Linked DNA regions of Mus musculus: region 2 is linked to region 1. A link is a loop called in an ENCODE intact Hi-C map of the cell type or tissue named here. Cell type or tissue: heart. All regions are shown on one strand.

Region 1 (8,000 bases):
GCTCTAAGAGCATTTTAACACAGCACTTTACAGAAGTCTCAACTCAAATACTGAATTTGGGACCTTTACCAGCAAACATGCTGTGCTCTTCCTGCATAGCCTCAGCATCTGGCAGCTCCTCTCAGGGCCCAGGCCGGGCATCATCTTGGTTACACTCCTCACTCAGGCTTCTGTTCCTGCACCTTCCTTCAGGAAGCCCTGTGGATTCTGCCCCTGTCACTTGTCCACTTCCTGCTTTGTCCTGACTAGTTCTTAGGTGGACGTTACCGCGTCTTCTCTGGGTTCTTTCAGGAAAGGTAATGAGTCTTAGAAACACAAGTTACCTCTCTGCTTAAGTAAGACCCCTTGCTGATATCCCTGTTTTGTAGTGTAGACTTTAAATTTTCAAAATGGCCCTACCTTCTGGCACTGCTAGTCTCAGCTGGAGCTCCCCCCAGCTTTACACTCCATTGTGCTGATTGTTTTCTTTCCTGAACCAAACTTATGTAAAACCTTCACAGTGGAAAGCGTAGGTCAATAACACAAGGGTGTCCATCTCAAGAATATTCATGGGAGAGGGGCTCTGAAGTTACATTTTGACAGTCAGAAATGACATTTTATTCAGATTAATGCTAGGAAAATGAAACTGAGAAAATGTTACCATGGGTCCATAGAGAGCCTAGTATATAACCAGTATCTGATGGCCAAGGATGAGGGGTCTGCTCCAGGATGTCACTCACATTCAGGACAGTGACCCAGCTCCAAGTGTCAGTTTGCCTCCAAGTTAAAATAAGTCTGTCTGACCTATCTCATATGGGAAGAACAAAGAGTAATGTCTAGAAGTCCCTGGGAGTCCAGTGATGTGGTAATAGTAATAAATAAGTAATAAATAAGACAAGCTTTTGCCACAAGCAGTAGAATGGTCTTCCTGGTGACTAGCATGACATCGTAACTGCCTTATTTAAGCCAATGTGGTTGTGACTCTGCTGCTTGCTAACTAACAGCTGTGGGGTGTAGTTAAAGGTCAGGTGAGCTTTACAGTCTGGAGGCCTGTAGTCATTAGCACTGGCGGTCCTCAGTCCACTGTGACTTTACCACATGGAGGGCCTCCACCATGCCAGGAACAGCAACCTTTGATCGGCATGTTTGCTCTGGTGAAATGGCTAGAAGTATTTGAGACCTGGCAGCAGTGGACGTGGGAGGAGGCTCCATTCTTGCTGGCTGTGACTCATCCCACGAACACGTAAAGTGTGCACTCTCTTCATTGGTTTTGATGTTGATGCCGTGCTCCGGCTTTGATGTATCATGTTTCCCTCTGTGCCCTGTGTCTTGATCTTGTGACCAATCTGTATTTAACTGAATTAGCACATTGGGCCATACATAAAAAGGAATTATTATTACTGATGCCTACATATAGTGGTGGTGGAGTTTTTCAGGCCAGTTGTACTTTGAAAATTTCTGGATGCTGGAGGCAAGTGGAGGTTGGACTGTGAGAAAGGAGGCATTCCAGGCTTCTCTCCATGATCGTGGGAGGCTAGTTTCTCCTCATCTTACCCTGTTAGATGCCTTTTTCATGTCCAGATTTCTCCCTTACATAAGGATACCAGTCAGATTGGGTTAGGTCTCACCCTAAAGGTTTCATTTAACCTGAATTAGTTCTTTGAAGATTCTGTGTCCATATAAGGACACATTCTGAGTTTGTGAGAGTTGGGACTTCAATATACAACTTTTGGGGGAGACACAGTTGAGCTCATCACAGACTGTGATGAAGTTAGCTTCACAGAGATAGCAGGCTTGTTTGGGAGTCTTCCATAAACCCAGAAAAAAAATTCTAAGTTGACTGAGTTTTGCTCCCTTTCTGGACCCACAGAATGCCGTGGTGCTGGTTTCTACAGTCAGCACCACTCTTGGTCTTGTGTTTGGTGGAAGATCTAATGCAGTCTAAGCTCCGAGCTTATCACAGTCTCGCTTGATGATTGTGCTGTGTTTTTTAATGCTTGTTGTATCGTTGCTTGATGTGTTGTTTCAGCTCCACCTTTCTTGCGTATTCCTTGTCAAGCACAGGAGCCTCGTTTGGCTGTGTACTGTTGACATTTTCAGCCCTCCAATGCTTTAGATGGACTGTTCATCCCAAGAGTTCACAGCTGCCTTTTCTGGCAGATCTCTCAGCTGTTTGGATGCTGTCTGTGATGCTGTCAAGAAGTGGGATGTGTTTGTTTTCCCTTCTGCACTCTCCCATGTCTTTGGCTGTTCCGGATATCTGTCACAAAGTCCCTCTCTCTACAGCTCTTGGCACCTGCCCTAGTCTGTACCTCAGCTATGCTTTTAAATGCACCCCATTCCTCATCGCTAAGTGCATCATGTTTGTGTCACTGGTGCCCACTGTCTCAGTCCTGGGCACTGAGATAACAACTATGTTTTGTTTTCCCAGCCAGAGACCAGGCAACACTAAATCATTTCTCCCTTCTGTTGGGTTAGTCAGGTTTTGTCTCCCCTGACAAATATTCTAAAATATTGTTTCAATAAAACTGTGTTTTAATAATTTAAACTGTCATGCCTGCAGGAAATGGAGTTTAGGCAGGATGGGTAACATTCCTCCCTGTTAACATCACCTGTCATCCAGACCGTACTAGACCTGTAGCATTGAAGAGGGAAAGGGGCCCAGAGTCCTTTTCTTGTATAAAAGGCTGCTGTAACCATTACTGTTGAGGTGAAGTAGAATATTGAAGCCTCTCTGCTGTACAGGGAATACATGCATTTCCCCAGGCAGAGGTTGCTCTCTGTTGCTGTTTGACAGTCACTGACTCTACCCCACTAAGTACTTTCTAAACAAGGCATTCGCTACAGCCGAGGATCTTTGCTTAGCTTACGTTCCCACCCTGCCTCTTTCAGTCTCTTAGGAGAAAGTTGCTTCTTGGAGAATTCTCCTCTGGAACCAAAGTCAGCTTGCATGTACTTTACCCTACTGGCTCATTTGCTGCTAAAATGAGATGTAATGAGTGACAGTCATTTTCCCCTAGTGCTTTTATGATGTGCTTTACTGCCACAGCGTGGCCAACCCTCAAAGGAGCAAGCCATGTATTTTAATAAAACTGATATGCAGTAAGATTAGCCATCAGAATTTGCCTTTAAATGTGGGTTTCCTCCCTCACGTTGTGCCTCTCATGAGATTATTTAGACCTTGAGCCTGCTTGTATCTGAGAAGAAACAGGCCTGGGACCTTACTCTCCAGAGAAATATCAGATACTCAGAGGCTCTGCTGCTAGTCGGGGAGGCTAAGGGCTAACCCTGACAGTTAAGTTGCATTAAGCTTTGCTGATAGCCTGAAAACCTTCCAGAGCTTCCCAGATGTTGGGCTGTTAGGAGGGGGCCATGGCTTTCAGTCTCCACGGGGTGATTGAGTGGTCCCGAAGATAACCTCTGAAGAAGCAAAGCTCACAGGATCCTATCTTAAATTCCAGTTTCTCATGGGCCTGCCTGCATCTGACTTTTTTTTTTTTCTTAGAATATAAATTATCAAACTAACACCCAGGCTGACATCTTCTCAGCAGGCTGACATCTCCCTTGCCTTCTCCATACCTTTCATACAGCTTTATTCCTTGGGCCTGGGCCTGAGATCTTAGCTCTTGAGGTGACTATTCTAGAGCCAGTCTCCCTTCCTGTCTTCTGGGAAGACTGTCTCAGCACAGATTTGTACTGTTCAGCCTTCAGTTTCCCTCTCACCATTGTCTAAGCCTAAGACTTCTCTCACTTGTGTCTACACACCAGGACCTACAACAAGTTCTGGATACATGGTGAGCTGAACAGGAATTCCAAATCAGGTTATCTCCTCTCCTGCAAACGAGAGCCCTGGGCTATGGCTCTTCTAAACTACTCCTGGCTTATCAAGGACCCACTTGCTTGTCCAGATGGCTCGGTTGTCACAGGTGGCAAAAGCAAGAGGCTGCCTGCAGACTTTTCTATTCATTCTCAACCTGGTGATAATTTCAGACCAGTAGGAAAGGAAGGGAAGTAGAGCCTGAAATCACAGAGATCTGGTCCTGGGAGAAATTAGAACAACAACAACAACAATGAAAATCGACTATGACAGGTTTCACTTAAACAAACAACAGCTATGTAACCAGGTTCATAAATATTTTTACACTTAATTTGAAGTAGAAGCTTTGAAGATTTATATTCAATAATCGAGAGTGATCATTTGTTTCATTGAGGAAAACACAAAACATCCATGTACTGATTGAGGGGAGGAATTGATGCTCTTGGTTAGTGGAAAGATTTTTAAAATTTATTAGAGATTTATTTTTATTTTTAACGTGTATGTATAGATGTGTCTTTGTGTAGGTATGTGCACATGTGCGCACAAGTGCCTGTGGAGCCCAGACGAGAGCCTTCAGTTCCCTGTGGCTGGAGCTACGGGTGATTATGAGCTTGCTGACTTGGGTGCTGAGAACTCCACGTGGGTCCTCTTCAAGAAAAACTCACGCTCTCAATCACTGAGCCATCTCTGTAGCCCCGAGTTAATGGGCACATTTTATAGATGATTTTGTGTAAGTTGGCCATCCAGTAATCTGGTGTTGATTTGGTTTATAAACCCAAGGAGTGATTTATGACTAGGACAACCAGTTAGGGAAAGTAGTTTCTGGAACGGAGCCTGGTGAGCATGGGGCAGGCAGGATGCTTCCTCAGCTCAGGACACTCATCACCTCCCTTCATTTCTTCAACCTCTAAGGCCTCAGCAGTTTTTAGTCTCTGAAGATCCCATTGTCCAACTCCTTATCCCTAACCCAGGAAATGAAACAAGTTGTTTTAAAAATTCTTGGAATTAAATGCTTAGAGAAAGATCTTGAGAGTGGAAAATGGCACTCTGATTTTGTGTTTTGTTGCCGGGCTTACCCTAGTGGTCTCTGACAGAGATGAGTAATTAAGAGCTTCCAACCCCATCAACAACAAAACCAGTTGCCACCAGACACTCAGGAAATACTACTCAGGCTTGGTGACTCATACCAAACACTAGTCCAGCACTTGGGGGGCTGAGTCAAGAACATTGCAAGTTCAAGGCCAGTCTGACTATGAAGTGTGAACTGCAGTCCTCAGAAAAAGACCTATGTTAAACCTATGTCATACCTATGTGAAAGACCGACTTTATGATTATAATTAGTTGGAATGATGTAGATCCAGAGCTGTAAGCTTGTGCTGTCTTTAGTTCTCTTAAGAATCTCTCACTTCTGTGTCTGACCTATCATCCTCATGGCTGTCGGGTAAAACTAGCTTAGCAGACCACTAACCCAGAAAGCTAGGCGGATCACCAGACAGCATCTGGAACCCCTAGAATTTCTCCTGCTCTTGGTTGCCTTCGACCTGTTGTCTCCATGAGAGTAAATGAAATGGCATCATAACTCTTTCGTTCTGTAGTTGAAAAGTCAGCTCCAGGGCTGTCCAGTCATTTGGGGCAATGTAAAACTCATGTTCCCAAGCCTCTGCCTCTTAGATTTGACTCAGAATAGATTCACCTCTGCTCCCTCTGAGGTGAGAGCTGGTTTCTTGCATCAACAATAATAAGACTCTTTCTCAAAAAAGCAGATGCAAAACCAAACCAGTCTAGGTATGTCTGTGCTTCCTTCTTTAGCTTTTTCCGGCTCAGCTTCATGATCACACAGAAATGAGAGAACAGGCCAGTAAGTCAGTACACATAGGAACATTAGACAGTCAAGACTTCTCCAGGGTGGGAGGTGTTTATCTTCCCAAGGGGAGATATGGAAGCCATCTTCTAAGATGAAGAGTGGGCAGCTATAGGCTCTGCGAGGTTCACTGGGAATTGTTAGAGACAGTGGAGTGTTGCAGGGAGAGAGCGGAAGATCAGTACAGATCCCTGCTCAACATCAACTGCAGGCCACGGTGACATCGCTAACTCTGGGAAGTGGAGCCAGCTCATGTAGGCTTTCCTTAGAGGACTCAGTATTCACACCACTACTCTTCAACAGGAGGCTGAGCCTCAGCATAGGAGGAGGTTCTGGGATGAAGATTATTTGGTAACAGCAGAAAGTAAAGTCTTGAGTGTATCAGTTCTTGCTCTTGTTTGTTTGTTTTAATAAAAGCTCGGGAGAATGCCACATCAGGTAGAATGACTTTCTACCCAAGGTTGGGGGCACCACTTAAAACCATGTACTTAGCTAGAGAAGGGTCTGTCTTTGGAACCTGTTCTCTGAGGTAGACTTGATTGGGAAGTAGGTACCCAGTGCAGTGGCAACCCCCCAGAGCCTGGACCTGATCCTGGCCCACGGGACGCAGCTCCGGAGAAGTGTGTGTGGGAGGAAGTGTACCAAGTCATCCAGGTGGACCGTGGAACTGCTCCCTTCAGTGCCGCACAGTGTGCGCACGGCTAACCGCTGAGGCCGTCCAGCACACTCCTACAGGAGAGGCATCCTTTCAAGTTCCCAGCAGGGCATCTCAGAATGTTCATTCTCTTCTTCCCTGCCTCTTCCCCTCCCCAGCTGGTTCCCTCTCACCAGAACGATGTTGCCAGAACCTTTGCTGGAATAAAAACAAAATCTAGGTTAATGATTTAAGACACAGAAGAGCCAAGCAAGTCTAGCCCTGTACTATCCTTTCATGTATATTACTCCTGGGTGTTTGATGATGACTAATAAATAGCTGTATGCTGGTGCATAGTATTTATCCTCTCTAGGAATCATTACAGTAGACCTGGTTGGTGTAGAGACTATTGAAAGTGATGTCGGAGTCTATGAGAAGCTTGTCGTGGTACATACTGGACCTGACGAGCAAGCCCACCTTACCTTTTCCCAAGGTCACTGTAAAATAGCTGTGGTTTGTGTGTGTGCGCTACATGTTTGTTAGTTGGTGGGTGGGGGCTTGTGGGGAGGTTCATCAGTGGATTCCTGGGTATCCTGCCATGCATGTAGTTTTCTTTAGTGTTCGGACCACAGCTGGTATCTCACCTGGTGAGACGACTTGGGTTTACGTTTCATGCTTGGGGTGGGGTGTAGGCAGCTGATCAGATCTGTAAAGTTTAGCTTTGTGTGGAGTCGTGCACAAACTTTGAGACAGCCCTGTACTGTTGAGTAATCTGGAGATGATTTTAGGCATATGGCAGAATCACATAGGCTATACACAAACACCACATCATTTTATACAGGGGGCTCCAGCTGTGGAGGGTTTGGCATGTGGAGTCCTGGGGTCAGTACGCACAGATACCAGAGAACACTTCCCCGGAGCAGGGAGAAAGCTGCCTGGGGACATCACAAAGACGAAGTAAAAGGGCAGGGTGTGTCGAGATGGCAGGTTGTTCAGCTGCACTGTCAAAGGCAGGGGTGGTGCTCCACTGGTACTTTAGAGTTTGGGTTAGAACTCAAGGTTGGTGGCCCTTCTCAGAGGATAGCAGTTTGACATGTTCTTGTTCCCTCGGTGAGCACAGGCCTGGGCTAGACTGGCGGTCAGGAGAAGTGGAGCATTCCTTCCACAGGCCCACCATTTGCCCACATTCCTCCCCGTCTGTCTTCAGTAACAGCAGCATCCTCCTACTCAGGAAGGAAAGGAACTTGGCTTATCGTGTGGCTCTCTCCATTGCTTCAGTGCTGCCTGTCATTCCTAAGTATCAACAGCAGCACCAGTGACCTCGCCTGCCACCCCACTGCTTCTGTCTTACCAATGCTTCCTTGCAGGCTTGCCCATCGCTCTTGGTCGCCTGTCATTTTAGTCATCACTGAGCAGTGCACACCCCTGGGCAGTGCACACTACTGTCCTGTGCAGTGCATGTTAATGCCCCGTGCATGCTAACATGGTCAGTGCTCCCTTCACACTCAGCGCAGCTCTCCATCTGCAGGAGGCTGCTCTGTCTTCGGAGTGTGCATGCCCGTGTTTGTGCTCATATGGGTAGCTAGTACAGCAAGCGTCTCATTATTTGATTTGTAAATATTTGGGGAGCTCTTAGTGTGCTTGTGGTTACGGCAGAAAAACAACCTGTTTAAGACACTATGTCATGTCTGGAGGTGTTTGAAAATCCT
Region 2 (8,000 bases), 140 kb before region 1:
GCACGTCTGTGATTATTCTGTTCTCATTCCTGCTGCTGTGAAAGCCTCTCAGGTTTACAGTCACCCCTACACTGGGCGACCACGCATGCATTCTGGCTCCAGACGATCTTTCTTCTTTAGAATGAAGAGCTGTACCGTCCCTGTCAAAGAAGAGCAGCCATGCTCGTCCTGCTCAAAGAAGAAAGGTGAGACTCCCGGGAGAGCCGGTGATTCGGAGCCTGGTGCAAAACGCAAGGTCCTAAGTAGTTTCTATCCAGGAAAAAGTAAGTTTCATAGTCACGGCAAGAAATAGGATTCAAAGCGTCTAAGTAAGATTGTTTTTAAACTGAAATTATTTACACTGGCTCACCACCAGGTGCACATCCTGTTGTGCTACTGAATCTGTAGCGAAGAGAACTTTAAGTTAGATTTGGGAGACGTGATGTAGGCCTTAAAGCGTAGTTAACACTCAAGTAACAGAGGCGGGAAAGATTTCTGTGAATTCAAGCCCAGCAGGGCTATGTAGCAATACCCTATCTCAAAGATAAAATAGTAAAATAAAAACTCAAACAACAACAAAGTTCAATCTCTTTTTAAAAAACTTTTTGCTTGTTTGTTTGTCTTTTTATTTTGTGTTTTGTTTTTGTTTTGAGATAGGGTCTCACTTTGTAGCTTTACCCAGGAACTCACTGTGTATACCAGGCTAGCCTCAAATGCACACAGATCCATCTACCTCTGCCTCCTGAGTGTTGGAGTTAAAGGTGCATGCTACTATGCCCAACCCTAAAATAATTTTTTATCTTGCTTTTTAAGTGTGTGTGTGTGTGTGTGTGTGTGTGTGTGTGTGTGTATGCGTGTGTATGCCCACACAAGTGAGTCCAGTGCCAATTGAGGCCATCAGATTCCCTGGAGCTGAAACTAAGGTCAGCTGTGGGCTGCCTGATGCACGTGCTGAGAACTGAACCGAGTTCCTCTGACAGAGCACAGGCACTCCTAACTACTGAACCACCACTCCAAACTCCTGCTTGCTTCTTTTTGAGACAGAGTCTTACTATGTAGTCCAGTAGGGCGGGGATGTAGTATGTATGGCCATATGTGTCTATTAATCATCATCATAACCAACAGTAAGAGATTTGCAAGTTTCTTCATTATAGTCAGACATAGTGTTATAGGCCTGCAATCACTTAGGAGGCTGAGGTAATAGTATCAGGGATTAGAGGATAGCCTGGTATACATAGGGAGCTGGTTAGAGGCTAGCCTGGGCTTCAGAATACATTTGTCTCGAAAAGAAAAAAAAGAAAAGGAAAAAGTGGAGAAAGAGGGAGAAGAAAGGAAAGAGGAAGGACAAGGGGAGGAGGAAGAGAGAGGAAGAGGAGGGAGGAAGAAGAGGGAGGAGAAATATCAGCATCTATAGTGACCTAAGTGTATTGCTATGATTTTTCATTAGACCATAGAAAATTCCACACCGTCCATTGCACTGGATACTTGAGAAGCTGGCCTCTGAATGTTGTTGGCATGGAGAAAGAGTCGGGTGGTGGGAAGGACAGCGGTCCTCTTACCTGCCTTGTGGCTATGGGACGGTTGCATCCATACATTGTCCCTCAAAAGAGTGGCAAGATCAACGTGAGACCGGCTGAGTTCATAACTCGCTTCGCAATGAACGGGAAATTCGTCTATGTTGACCAAAGGTAAACACTCCATGTTTGGCTACCCAGAGGCCACTGGGGCAGCTGAAGCACAGCGTCAAAGCTCCGCTGCAGTTTTCTCCTAACGAGGGCTTGAGAAGAGGAAGTATATTTTAAGTGAAATACGGAGATGGTGATGTTGGTGATTTTGGTAGAACTGGAGGGTAAACTTGGGAAAGTGTTTCCTAGCAGTGGTGTTGAGTCTGCCCTGCTCCATGGCCGCAGTGTTGGTGGTACTGGTGGTACCCTGTACAGGCATCAGCAGGACGTCATGGGGCCTCACCTGGGGTCCTGTTTGCAGTCTAGCTGTGGATGGGGAGGACCAAGGCTAGCTCTTTCTCCAGACGGCTTTCCTGCAACCCGACCTGTGCTGGACCTGCAGTGTTCTGGGAGGCATCACCGTCAGCAACTGCCATGATGTTTTTCTGTTTCAAAAACCAGGGCAACGGCAATTTTAGGATACCTGCCTCAGGAACTTTTGGGAACTTCATGTTATGAATATTTTCATCAGGATGACCACAGTAGTTTGACTGACAAGCACAAAGCAGGTAGGTAATCCATTGAATGAGGTGCTTTGCGGGTAATTTAAAAATGACGTCAGCCAGGTGTGATGGATCACACTAAAAAAAATCTCAGTATCTGGGAGGTGGCTTAGAGGATTGGGAGTTCCAGGCTAACTTGGGCTACATAGCAAACTCCTGTCTAAATAAAGAAAGAAATGATTATACCATCAACTCCGAATTCCTTATGAAATCCAAAATTAATTCTCAAGGCCCTGGTCTGGCTTTGGTGGTGTCTGGGTTTCGGCACAGCCCCCTGGCTGGCCCGGAACCCGCATACACCCTTTCCATCCTCTGGGGGTGGAGTTACAGGCATGAGCCACCACTCCCAGCGTGAAGGCTTTGGTTGTACAGGCTATTCCGCTGACTGCGGCTTTCCTGTGAAGTTCTGCAGAGTAAGGAGAAAATACTTACAGACTCATACAAATTCAGAGTGAAGGATGGTGCCTTCGTGACTCTGAAGAGTGAGTGGTTCAGCTTCACAAACCCTTGGACCAAAGAGCTGGAGTACATTGTGTCTGTCAACACATTGGTTTTGTGAGTAGTTTTCTGTGCTCTTAAGACCTTTGATCTAATTTCAAATGAGTATCACTGCTTCTCTCTCTCTCTCTCTCTCCCTCTCTCTCTCTCTCTCTCTCTCTCTCTCTCTCTCTCTCTCTCTCTCTAGACAGGGTTTCTCTGTATAGCCTTGGCTGTCCTGGAACTCATTCTGTAGACCAGGCTGGCCTCAAACTCAGAAATCCTCCTGTCTCTGCCTCCCAAGTGCTGGGATTAAAGGCGTGCACTACCACCGCCCAGCCCAAGGCAACTCTTATAAGGGCAATATTTAATTGTGTCTGGCTTACAGGTTCTGAGATTCAGTCCGTTATCATTGAGGCAGGAACACAGCAGCATCCAGGCAGGCATGGTGCAGGAGGAGCTGAGAGTTCTACATTTTCATCTGAAGGCTGCTAGCAGAATACTGGCTTCCAGGCAGCTATGAGTGAGGTCTTACAGCCCACACCCACAGTGACACACCTACTCCAACAAGGCCACACCTTCTCTAACAGGGCCACATCATCTAATATAGTGCCACTCCCTGGGTCAAGCATATTCAAACCATCACGAACACCTTTAACACTGCTTGGTTCTCTGTCTATATGACAGCTCAGTTTCTCAGGGGAGGGGTCACAGATGCCAGATCTCTGTGGGCTTCTCCCATATCCATCCCCAGATCAATGTCTGCATTAGTTACAGCCCTGGTACAACATAAAGTCATGGAAATGGTTGTTGTTCCAGCTCACTTAGGAATAACAAGAGGAAAAAAAAAACCTCTGTGTTTGGGGGAGGTACAGGGTTTCCCTACAGTCTGCAGCTGGTGACCCCACAGAGCAGAACCCGAGGCTGCAGCAGCCAGCGGTCTGAGAACTTCCTATCTCTCCATTGACGTTAGTTGTTCAGATTAAGCCGACCATTGGCCTTCTGTAATCTACTACTTCGTGCTTGGTAAATGTCTGGTGGTAAAGGTGGCAAGGGTAGGCATTGTTATGCCTACCTATGTTCTTGGCACTCGGGAGGAAGAGACAGGCGGATGAGAAATCCAAAGTCATTTTTGGCTACCTAGGGAGTTTGAGGCCAGCCTAGATTATTTGAGACCTTGTCTCAGAAAAAACAAAAACAAAAACAACAACAACAACAACAAAAAAACAGAAAGAAAGAGAGAAAGGAAGGAAGGAAGGAAGAAGAGGGAGAGAAGGATGGAGAAGGAAGAAGAGGAGGAGGAGAAGGTAGGAGGGATGTAGCTCAGTGGTAGAGTACTTGCTTAATGTACATGACCCTTGGTTCAGTCCCCAGGAAGGAAGGCCGGGCACATGCATTTAATGCCATTTACTAAGGACTAAAGGCAGGCAGTTCTGAGTTTGAGGTAAACTTGGTCTGTGTAACATGTTCCAGGATAGCCAGGAGAGACCTTGTCTTGAAAGAAAAATAAAACAAAAAAGAAACAGTGTATTTTTCTGTGCCTCTTTGCCACAAGAAACTGTGCCCAGCACAGCCAAGAGAGCAGAAATCTGCCAGTGTCCTGGGGGGGTGGGGGGGAAGCTCTCCTCTAGCCTGGTGCTCACGGCCCGTTCATCCTGGCCTGAGCTTTGTTGCCCTGCTAAGTTTTTAAGTGGGTGTAAGGTTTTGTCAAGCCAACTCCATTTGCTTGTCTTATGCTCAGTTTACACAGTACTAGGAGGCCTGTACCTCCCATGTTCCGTCTGCCATTCCGATACAGCTGTGGACCTTTTGCACTAGGTGAACCGTCACTGTGGGAATGAGACCACTGGGGCATTTGCCATAGATCCTGATCTTAGCTGAAGTGAACAATAAAATACAAATGAGTGGAAATTTGGCAAATCAAATACTTGGAGCCAACGTGGATACATTAATAGATTCCCTGCACCTCAGGGAGTGTCATGTGTTTTTCTGACCTCCAGGGGGCGCAGTGAGACCAGGCTGTCTTTGCTTCATTGCGGCGGCAGCAGCCAGTCCTCCGAAGGTAAGACGGAGCTTCAGGTCAGGCGTGGTAACTCAGATGCATCATCCGGTAAGGATTCCATGAACACGTGCTTTTCTGTCTAAGAATGGAGAAACTTTCCAGGGAAAGTTAGAAAACATTTTGACTGGACAGGTCCGTGCACTGGGCTATAGAAGGAGATAGGGGCAGGAGAGGTGGCTCAGAAAGTCCGGGCCCTTCTTGTATACAGATACTGATCTGAGTTTAATCTCCAAAACATACATGAAGGTAGAAGGAAAGGACTGACATCACAGTGTGTCGTCATACACAAATCACACATACATATATCATACACACTCATACCATGTATGCATATATATATGTGTGTATGTATATATACATACACATACATCATACATGCACATATCATACACACATACACACATCATATACATACATCATACACACATATCATATACCCATACACATATATACATCATACACCTCAAAACATATATACATCATACACATACATCATACATACATATATCATACACACATATCAAAACACATATATCATATACATCAAAACATACATACACACAAACACACATACACACATACATCATACACATGTAAACATAAACACACACAGATATGCATATACACACATGTATCATACATGCAAACACATATACACACACATGCATGCATCACATATATACAATATCTTACATGCACATTCACTAAAAACTAAGGGCCTGTGAGGTGGCTCAGCAGATAAAGGTATTTGCCTCTAAACTGACTAATAAGTTGGGAAAGGACAGACTTCCACACATGGTCCTTTGACCTCCAAGTGTATGCTGTAACATGCATGCGGCCACATACATCCTTCACACACACAATAATGAACAAGAGACCAGGTTAGGAAGTCACATAGACCCCATAGGAAACTTCCAGGAACAGAAGTCCCCTTGAGGTGCCAGAGCACCTGGTTCATGTCTTCACCTTTAGTGTAACATGGCACTACACACAAGTCGCTGTTCACCTGACTGGTTCCCGACTGGACAGAGTTTCTTGTAATCAGACTGGTGTTGTCACATGGTCTCCCTCTAGCCTTATCCATGGTGTTCATGGCTTACCACTAGATAAATGAAAGACTGTCATGAAGGGCCTATTTTTCCATCTCAGATTTTTTTTTAACCACAGGGATGTGCTCATGTTTTATATACAAAATGTATTTTTTTAAGTATCTGAATATGGTGGGGACATATGCATGTAATCCCAGCACTTAGGTAGAGTCAGGAGGATCAGGAGTGAGAGGCCGGCCTCAGCCACTTGAGACACTGTCTAAACAAAGCAAAGCAAAAATTAGGAGGTAGAAACAGGCAGATCTCTGAGTTTGAGGCCAGCCTGGTCTACAGAGTTCCTGGAAAGCCAGGACTACACAGAGAAACCCTGTTTTGAGACAACAAAAAGTAAAAACGGGTAGACAAACAAACACACATCTGGGGCTGAAAAGACGGCTCAGAGGTTCAGAGCACTGGCTGCTTTGGAAGGACCTGAGTTTGGTTCTCGGCACATCTCGGCTCACAGCTGCCTGGAACTCTGGGCGATTCCATGCCCTTTTCTGACCTTTATGGGCAGTGTATGCATTTGATGCACCTACATATATACAAGCCAACACTCATACACATAAAACAGAATAAACATAAACAACACAAAAGGAGCAATGAAATATGAAGTGGTGTTTCCATGGCTTCACTGTAAGGGAAAAGACCATGCTGAAGGCCATGGGTCACTGCTGTGCCTTTGTGACTCTGCGCACATCTGTGATCGCCGCTCACAGCATCTTAAACATTGGGAATTGCTGAATAAAAGGTTGCATGTTTTCTGTTACCTTAAGATGTGGATCATCTATTTCTTTTCAGGAGAAAATTAGGGAATTATCTGAATAGAAAGAAAGCCACTAGCTAGGGCTGTGCACTCTAGCGCCCTTCCCTGAGTTTTCTCTTGTGCTGTTGCCTAGACTCATTTAGACAATCCTGCATCAATGTGCCCGGTGTATCCACGGGGACCGTCCTTGGTGCTGGGAGTATTGGAACAGATATTGCAAATGAGGTTCTGAGTTTACAGAGGTAAAGATGTATTACTGCAAATATTCTCGTGTAAATGGCTGCTGTAGTTAAACCAGTACATAGACCAGTCATTCTCCTACTTGTGTGTGTATGCGTGTGCACGTGTGTGTGCGTGCACGTGTGTGTAAGTGTACCAGCATGCAGTAGGGCAGGACAGCGTAGGTGGTGTGGTGTGTGCCTATAAGTGGCTTGCTTGCAGGGACAGAGGCATCAGATCCCCTGGAGCTAGAGTTGCCAGCAGTTGGGAGCCACCCAGATAAGGACTTTTATAATCTCATTTTGGACAAGTTATTTCAAAACATCATATGAAATCCAGAATTCAGGAAGAAAAATCGATAAATTTAATTGCATAAAAAGTTCAAAATTGATGCATAAACTACACAGTTAAAATAAATGAATATATATACCAGAAAGTGTGTGCATTGTATGTGTGTGTCAATGCATCCACAGCTTGCATATGTGTGTGTCAGTGCATGAACAACATTCATGTGTGCATGCACAGAATGCATGTGTGTCAGTGCATGCACAGCTTGCATATGTGTGTGTGGGGGGTAAGTGCACACCACTGCATGTGTGTGTGGAGTATTTTCAGCACTTCGGGGTGAAAGATAAGTCTGCCATGTAAGAAGTCAACTGGTCTCAAGTACTGAATACGGAATATTTAGTCTGGGGTTCTTTGCTGTTGTTTATCAGTGACTTATGATACATTCAGAGGAGAAAGACTCCTTCTAAAATCCTGTCTGAGGAATAAATATCTCTTGTCTCCCTTCTCAGATTACACTCTTCATCCCCAGAAGATGCAAGCCCTTCAGAAGAAGTGAGAGATGACTGCAGTGTAAATGGTGGGAATGCCTATGGGCCTGTGAGTGAAGTAAATGTTCATTGTCATTATGTCAGGACCATTCTATGAAGATACATGGACCTTTCTGCTGACTCGGTCATCTTAAGGGGAGGTATAGGTCAGTGGTTACAGGAGACATGGTTAGAGGCATACAAAAGGGCTGCAGGGTGTGTGTGGCTCACATACCTAGTCTTTGTAATGTTGGGTTCAGAATTTAAACTCTGCCTCAGTGTCCTCACTTGTAAGGCAGGTATGATGATAACATACCGTGGATTAGGCAATGGAGATAGGGTGCCATGTAGCCCAGGCTGGCCCAAA

Evidence for each region. Peaks named below come from ENCODE experiments on the same cell type or tissue, not always from the same donor. Only the 100,000 strongest peaks of a DNase experiment are listed, where the experiment ranks them.
Region 2: it touches region 1 in a loop (2.9-fold over the local background); 15 of 42 quality-filtered maps call a loop at or near these places.

Annotation. Positions count from the first base shown.
Region 1 is chr6:146,958,994-146,966,993 of GRCm38, forward strand. All of the region lies in intron 2 of Ppfibp1 (PTPRF interacting protein, binding protein 1 (liprin beta 1)), which reads left to right. Among named protein-coding and RNA genes, the nearest start is that of 1700034J05Rik, 8.6 kb to the left of the region's middle. In heart, a CTCF peak has its summit at 3,035; a DNase peak (open chromatin) is centred at 2,168; H3K27ac peaks cover 2,140 bases.
Region 2 is chr6:146,820,484-146,828,483 of GRCm38, forward strand. Arntl2 (aryl hydrocarbon receptor nuclear translocator-like 2) reads left to right here. Exons shown (of 15, transcript NM_172309.2): 7 at 45-185; 8 at 1,427-1,667; 9 at 2,106-2,212; 10 at 2,611-2,761; 11 at 4,684-4,745; 12 at 6,733-6,841; 13 at 7,616-7,703. Among named protein-coding and RNA genes, the nearest start is that of Arntl2, 19 kb to the left of the region's middle. In heart, a CTCF peak has its summit at 4,684 (motif pointing right); no DNase peak of the experiment used is centred here.